Regions from separate parts of the Homo sapiens genome. Here all the other regions are linked to region 3. A link is a loop called in an ENCODE intact Hi-C map of the cell type or tissue named here. Cell type or tissue: heart right ventricle. All regions are shown on one strand.

Evidence for each region. A loop is a pair of places that touch in the nucleus more often than their neighbours do. Peaks named below come from ENCODE experiments on the same cell type or tissue, not always from the same donor. Only the 100,000 strongest peaks of a DNase experiment are listed, where the experiment ranks them.
Region 1: it touches region 3 in a loop (4-fold over the local background); 3 of 110 quality-filtered maps call a loop at or near these places.
Region 2: a loop joins it to region 3, with 4 times the contacts of the local background. A loop is called at or near these places in 61 of 110 quality-filtered maps.

What each region holds. Positions count from the first base shown.
Region 1 is chr16:17,069,843-17,072,342 of GRCh38, reverse strand. No RefSeq gene overlaps it. Among named protein-coding and RNA genes, the nearest start is that of XYLT1, 400 kb to the left of the region's middle. RefSeq lists an enhancer at 938-1,257. In heart right ventricle, no CTCF peak of the experiment used is centred here; a DNase peak (open chromatin) is centred at 1,244.
Region 2 is chr16:17,276,729-17,279,228 of GRCh38, reverse strand. All of the region lies in intron 2 of XYLT1 (xylosyltransferase 1), which reads left to right. Among named protein-coding and RNA genes, the nearest start is that of XYLT1, 190 kb to the left of the region's middle. In heart right ventricle, a CTCF peak has its summit at 937 (motif pointing left); a DNase peak (open chromatin) is centred at 922; H3K27me3 peaks cover 816 bases.
Region 3 is chr16:17,447,944-17,450,443 of GRCh38, reverse strand. The region is part of intron 1 of XYLT1 (xylosyltransferase 1); the gene reads left to right. Among named protein-coding and RNA genes, the nearest start is that of XYLT1, 22 kb to the left of the region's middle. In heart right ventricle, no CTCF peak of the experiment used is centred here; DNase peaks (open chromatin) are centred at 1,164 and 1,287.

The sequences.
Region 1 (2,500 bases), 380 kb after region 3:
CATCCTATCCTGCAGCAAAGTAGATGCTTATTCACTGCATGCCACTAAGATTGTGTGGGTGTTTGTTATGCAGCACTGACCAACTCATGATGGTGATGGCAGTGACTTTAATAAATATATCCACCTCCATTTTTACAGAGTAAGTTTTAGTAACACAGAGGAGACACAAACTACAAGGGTCCTGGGTTGTGAGGTCTGACTTGGCTTAAATCCAGGCTCTACAACTTACTGTGAGATTAGGACTCGTCATCCCAATGTCCTCATCTCTAAAATAAGAATAGTGTTTATCTTACAATGTAGTGATGAAGAATACATGAGACGATGCCTATTGGGTGCCTGATGCAGAGTAAGCACTCAACAAAACCAGAAGGCAGGGAGGGAGGGAGGGAAAAAAGGAAGGAGGGAGGGAAGGGGGGGAAAAGCAAAGGGGGAGGGAGGTAAAAAAGGAAGAAGGGAGGGAGGAAGAAAGGGAGGGCCAACAAGAGAAAAGGGGAGGGGAGGGGAGTGGAGGGGAGGGGAAGAGAGGGGAGGAAAGGGGAGGGGAAGGGAGGGGAGGAAAGGGGAGGGGAAGGGAGGGGAGGGGAAGGGGAGGGGATGGGAGGAAAGGGGAGGGGAGGGGATGGGAGGAGAGGGGATGGGAGGAGAGGGGAGGGGAGGTGATGGGAGGAGAGGGGAGGGGAGGGGAGGGGACGGGAGGGGAGGAGCGGGGAGGGGAGGAGCGGGGAGGAGAGGGGAGGGGAGGAACGTGGAGGGGAGGAGCGGGGAGGAGCGTGGAGGGGAGGAGCGGGGAGAGGAGAGGAGAGGAGAGGAGAGGGGAGAGGAGAGGGGAGAGGAGAGGAGAGAGGAGAGGGGAGGGGAGGGAAGGGCAGAGGAGGGGAAAGAGGGGAGAAAAGAAAACATTTTTATGCAAACAGAAAGTTCACCTGCAATTGAGGGCAAAAGTTCACAGCTCACACTTCACCTCCTCTCAGCTCTGTTCACCCAGCCTAGACTCTAAGAAGAATGCCATGCCTTTCTCCCTGCGCCTCCCGAGGCACCCAGCATTTCCAGGAGTCCCACGCCAGGTGTTTCATGCTTTCACAAGGCTCTCTTCCTTTAAAACCTGTTGCCACAGGAATAGAGCTTCCGTACTCACAGTACTGGCAAAAGACCGGCAGAAAGAATAAAGAGGGGAGAAATCCACCCTCCTGTATTCTCGCTGGGAAATTACCCTTAGCCTTTGATATATTAAAATTGAAGAGCTGTAAATGCCGGTTGCCATGGCGACGTTTTGCATGCCATCCTGCGATTGGTGGCGTAAGTTCACTTTCCTTGGGGTGTTGCAGCCTAATTAGCTGTTATTTTTGTCAGTGTGGAGGAACAGCCCACACTTGCGGTTTTTGGCGGTGATTGCAGCCCCTGCAGACTCAGTTAATTTTCACAGACTACAAAGAGAGAAATGACTGGGCCCCAGTCAAATTTATAGTCTCGGAAAAGTTGCCAATGTTTAACTAAGAGTCAGAGAAAATGTTAGAGTACTCCTCAACTACTCTGGCAATTTCGGGGTCTCTAGCAATCGCAAAACTTATTGGGGTTGGATTGGGGATAAAATAAGCAGTAGGGCCCGGCACAGTGGCTCACGCCTGTAATCCCAGCATTTTGGGAGGCTGAGGTGGGCGGATCACAAGGTCAGGAGTTCGAGATCAGCCTGACCAACATGATGAAACCCTGTCTCTACTAAAAATACAAAGATTAGCCAGGCATGGTGGTGAGCGCCTGTAGTCCCAGCTATTCAGGAGGCTGAGGCAAGAGAATCACTTGAACCCGGGAGGCGGAGGCTGCAGTGAGCTGAGATCACACCACTGCGCTCCAGCCTGGGCAATAGAATGAGACTCTGTACCAAAACAAATAAATAAAATAAAATAAGCAGTAGTTAACCCAACCCCAGACTCAGTCCTTTGTTCCTGGTTCCAGCTACCTCTGCCTCTCCCGCCAGACATGCGAGCACTTGTGAGTCTGTCCTCGCTGGAATGTTTAGCGTTGCACCGCCATCTCCTAGATGTGGGTACTACACACTAACAGTATTCAAGCAAGGCTAGCAGGGACATGTGAACGCCATTTATTTGATCCACTTCTCTATCTCCACACCCAAAGATGACATAATTATGCCAGCCCACTTGGTAGATCCAGCCAATTCCCTAAAGACCTCCAGGAAAGGAATTCCATGTTGCCACAAGCCTGAAAACCAGAAAGCTGTCTTGCTGCAATTCAAACCAATTTGTTTGCAATTTTGATTATTAAATGGTCTGAAGTTAACTTTGTATTATAATATGAATTGTTCAACTCAAATTCTTTCTCAATTTTTTTTTAAACTATCTACCATGTGTTTTTGAGAACTGAAGGATTCCTTCTCTCTAGGAAAGAGAGAAGCAGATTTTGCTTTGCTAATAATTTGGGTTTCATTTTTATGACTAAGCTAAGCCCTTCCTGAGGGACTGGTAGTGGGGAGAAATTGACGTGT
Region 2 (2,500 bases), 170 kb after region 3:
AACGGCACGGCTAAGTTGAGAACCCAGGTAGTCTGGCTTTAGCATTCATGCTCCTGATCACAGAGCCGCGCTGCCTCTTGAGAGGGCTGTGAAGAGGATTAAATTTAAAAAGGCACAGGAAATGCTGTCCCAGTAGCAACGCTGAAAGGTGCATTAGGGAGGGAGAGACTGTATCATGAAATCCTTGAATGCCTGGTGTCACCCAGGATTCTCCTGGTCTCAGGAGGTGTGTAGAGGTAATAGGCAAATTTCGCTTCTCTTCCTAAAGCCCAACCAGGAAGGAAATGTTCACAGTCAGCCTTGGTTGCCCATTCTAAGTTTGGACACTTGCAGAGCTCAGGAGGATCTTCCCTGTGCATAGATGAGGCTGTAAAGTGAAGAGTACAAGCTTCAGAATCAGACCTAGGATGGATCCCAGCCTTGCCCCTTGCTTCCTGGGCGACTTTGCCTGAGTCATGTAACCCCCTTTCTGTGCCACAGTTTACTTTTCTATCTCATCGGATAATATCTCCACCAAAGATAAATGGGAGGATGAAACAAGAGAATCGTGCAAAATCTTGGGTAAACAGTAGATGCTGTTATATGGAGCTTGTCTCTGATGGGATGATGTGAAGCCAACAGATGATGAAGTGGAGCTCCATGAAGCTCCACTTTTCCCTTGAAGCTGGGAAAGTTAGCAGAAAGTTGCATGATGGCAATGACTTTGATTTAGTAGACAGTGTGGAAATCCCAGTCTCGCCTTGTCAAACTCCTCTGAAGTGAAAAGCCTTAATGGGAATACCCCTTAAAGGAAGAGGTAGTGACCCACCCACCTGCGGCAATGAAGAAGAACTTCTCGGAGATGCGTCCTGACTGTCCAAAGGGAAGCAGCCCGGCTTCAGTATCAAGGTGCAGCTGCCGGCTTGCTCTCTGCAAATTTCACAGAAAGAGCCATCTAGTGGCCTGAACAACTGCGGTCCACCGGGTCTCTTGGAACCACCTTGTGTTGGGTGTTTCATGGGTCCTTTGAGGACTAAAGGGAGTTCGGTGTCTGAATCCAGCCAGACTTCAGAAGTCTGGGCACGGCTGGCTGGTCATACACGAAAAGGTGCCACTACTGCTCAGCCCCTTGAATAAGGAACTTCTCCAGTAGCAAACTGTCTACCCGAACTAGATGCCTCATGTTCGCAGGGAGGCGTCTCACTCTGTCAATCATGGCAGGAGGGGCAGGAGGAGGAGGAAACAAAGCTTTTACCTGTCAGCCAGGCAGCCGGCCTCTCTTGCTGGTTGCTCCTCTCACTTCCAAAACTCTCCTGGGTGGGACAACTCTGGCTCATAAACCTGCTGAGATAACCGCTGTGAGCCTCAGTTCCCACATCTGGGAACAGTGGGTAATACAAAAGAACAAAATCAGGTCCTTTGCAGCAACATGGATGCAGCTGGAGGCCATTATCCTAAGCAAATTAATGACGCAGGAACAGAAGACTACATACCACATGTTCTCACTTGGAATTAGGATCTAAACATTGAGTACACGTGAACATAAAGATGAAAACAGTAGGTTGAACCCGGGGGCTCACCCCTGTAATCCCAGCACTTTGGGAGGCCGAGGCAGGTGGATCACAGGAGGTCAGGAGTTCGAGAACAGCCTGGCCTACATGGTGAAACCCCGTCTCTACTAAATATACAAAAATTAGCTGGGTGTGGTGGTGCATCCCTGTAATCCCACCTACTCAGGAGGCTGAGGCAGGAGAATCTCTTGAACCCCGGAGGCAGAGGTTGCAGTGATTGGAGATCGCGCCACTGCACTCCAGCCTGGATGACAGAGACTTTGTCTGGAAAAACAAAAAGCAAAAAGGTGGTGACAGTAGACACCGAGAACTTCTAGAGGGGGACAAGGGTTAGAAAACTAACCATTGGGTACTACGCTCACTACCTGGGTGAAGTGGTCAATCATACTCCATACTTCAGCATCACACAATACACACATGCAACTAACCTGCACAGGGATCCCCAGAATCTAAAATAAAAGTTGAAATTATAAAAATAAAATAGATAAAAATAGATAACAGATGCCCAACATTGTGATAGAATCTGTTTATTGAGTTGTTGGTAGGATGGTTGTCTGTCTCATGCTATTAAAATATAAGCTCGATAGGAGCAGGCATCTGTCTGTCTTATTCACAGACATGTCCCCAGCACCTAAGATGTACTTGGCACTCAGTAAATATCTGTGAATGAATGTATGAAAAGTCGTTGTAGGAGTTCGCATGAAATGATGTGGGTAACCGCTACCTTTTATTAACTGCTAACTATTCTGAACTGTGTCTTTGCACTGGTTAAGTCAGCGTATCTTTTTAGCCCTGCGAGGTTTTGATATTATAGATAGTTTACGTAGGAGGAAAGCAAGGCTCAGAGAGGGTAAACGACTTTCCCTAGGTCACACAGCTGGGAAGTGGTAGAGCTGGATTTCAGATCCTCAAGAGTGACTCCAGGGCATACATTTATAACAACTTCATCG
Region 3 (2,500 bases):
CAGAAAAGAGTCCTTTCCTCCCAGTACCTCCCACTTCTACCTAACAATAAACTCTAGAATCCTTCTCACCTTTTTTTTTTTGTTTGTTTGTTTGTTTGTTTGTTTTGAGACGGAGTCTCGCTCTGTTGCCCAGATTGGAGTGCAGTGGCGCAATCTCAGCTCACTGCAACCTCTGCCTCCTGGGTTCAAGCGATTCTCCTGCCTCAGCCTCCTGAGTAGCTGGGATTACAGGCGCCTGCCACCATGCCTGGCTAATTTTTGTATTTTTAGTAGAGGTGGGGTTTCACCATGTTGGCCAGGCTGGTCTTGAACTCCTGACCTCAAGTGATCTGCCTGCCTCCACCTCCCAAAGTGCTGGATTACAGGTGTGAGCCACCACTCCCGGTCCTTCTCACCTTTTATTAGTAACTGCCATCACCATCATAGCTGGTCTTGGATTCATTAACTCCATCAGGTTATTCCCAGTGGTGGAAACAGTGAATGGCACACAATAGGTGCTCAGTAAATATTTTTGTTTCCTTCAGAAATTGCCTGAAAGATCAGATGAGATGTCTTAAAAGTGAGAGCTATGGAACCCCACTTTAAGATGACATTTTAAGATCCAAAGGCCAAAGATATTCTAGAACAAGGAATCATGCCTTGTTCCATGGGTTCTTGTCAGCTCCTCACCCATACTGATGGCACCTTAAGGTCCACCTGTGTTCTTAGTAGTTGATGCATAGTCCTGTTGATGATGATAAATAATAGTAATTAGCAGCTACCATTTATTAAGCACATACTACATGTTAGGCGTTTTATATTTAATGCTTCCAACACCTAGTGTTGTCAGCATTGTCAGAGTCACTGTTTTATGGACAGAGGAAGTGAGGCACAGAGAGGGGAAGTAACTCTCGCAAGGTTGCACAGCTCCCCACAAGCCCGTGTGCATAACCACCACGTCACTTGATGCTAAGTCCCGTTGATGGGACTGAAGACCAGCCAGACAGGGGAGGCGCCCTCTTCCAGGTGCTGGGCCTGCCCCGTCCCCGCAGCCCATAGGGGAAGTGTCCACAGCTGCAGGCCTGGCAGACACCCAATCTTCTCCTACCCTCTCCAGGGGCTGCTGTTCTCCATGCCCGTGGAATTGCTGAGATCCTGCAGACAGCAGTGAGAAGCTGGCTACTGTCGTCAGAGCCTTTCCCCAGGATGGGGCTGCAGATTTGGCCCCAGCCCTCCTTTGGCCTGCTCAGCTGGCCTGGGGCAGCAGGAGAGAGTGGAAGAGAGGCATGAACTTGCTTTCATCAGAGGGAGCCCAGGGCATGCTCTGTGGGTTCAGAGGAACTTCCTTGGGCGTGTGGGTGAGACCAGGCATGGCATGACACTTATATGCCACTTCCTTCTCCACCAAAACGTCCCTCTTTGTCTCAGTTGGTGGAATGAAGTGCAATGCAGTAGAGAAGCACGGGGACTTGGCGCCAAGGTGCCGGAGTTCGCAGCCTGGCTCTGCCACCCAGCAGCTGTGTGACTGAAGTCTTTGTGCCTCAGCTCCTTCATCTGTAAAATGGGGATGATGATGAACCCACTTCAAAGGGTTGTCAGGAGAAATAAATGAGTTAATACATGCACCTCATTTAGCACAGTGTCTGGGCCTGTATTAAGCACCATAACATGCTGCTGCTGCTGCTTCCTCCTCCTCTTCCTCTTCCTCTGCCCTCCTCCTCCTCCACCCTCCTCCCCTTCCCCCTCTTCCTCCTCCCCCCTCTTCCTCCTCCCCCCTCCACCTCCCCTCACCCTCATCTTCCATTATTATTATTACTGTTGATTCTTGTAGGAGGAGGAGGAATTGGATGAGGGAGATTTGCCTGGTCAACTCTGCCTCTTCCTCTCCCTCCTTCCTCTGGAGCTGTGTGGGGACTAGATTGTGTTGCTGGCTGTGTGGCCTGCGGTCAGTCACATAGCTTCTCTGTATGCATTTTCCCACCTAAAATGAATACAGCAATTGTAATAATGATAATAATGATAATATGCTTCATTTTAAGATGCACATTTTTTACTGTGTCGCCCAGGCTCACAGCCATTTTATTTTATTTTATTTTTGAGACAGAGTCTTGCTCTGTCTGCGCCCAGGCTGGAGTGCAGTGGCGCAATCTCGGCTCACTGCAACCTCCGCCTCCCGGGTTCAAGCAATTCTGCCTCAGCCTCCCAAGTAGCTGGGATTTTAGGCATGTGCCATCACGCCTGGCTAATTTTTGTATTTTTAGTAGAGATGGGGTTTCACTATGTTGGCCAGGCTGGTCTTGAACTCCTGACCTCAAGTGATCCACCCGCCTTGGCCTCCCAGAGTGGTGGGATTACAGGTGTGAGCCACCACATCTGGCCAAAGATACACATTTTTAATATTTAGTAAATAGCCTTTCTGAAATCTGGGATGAATTTTACAATTGATGTGTATGTTTCCTTAATGTTTCAGCACACACCCTTTTGCCCCAAATTGTTATTCAATCAATGATGCATGTCACAA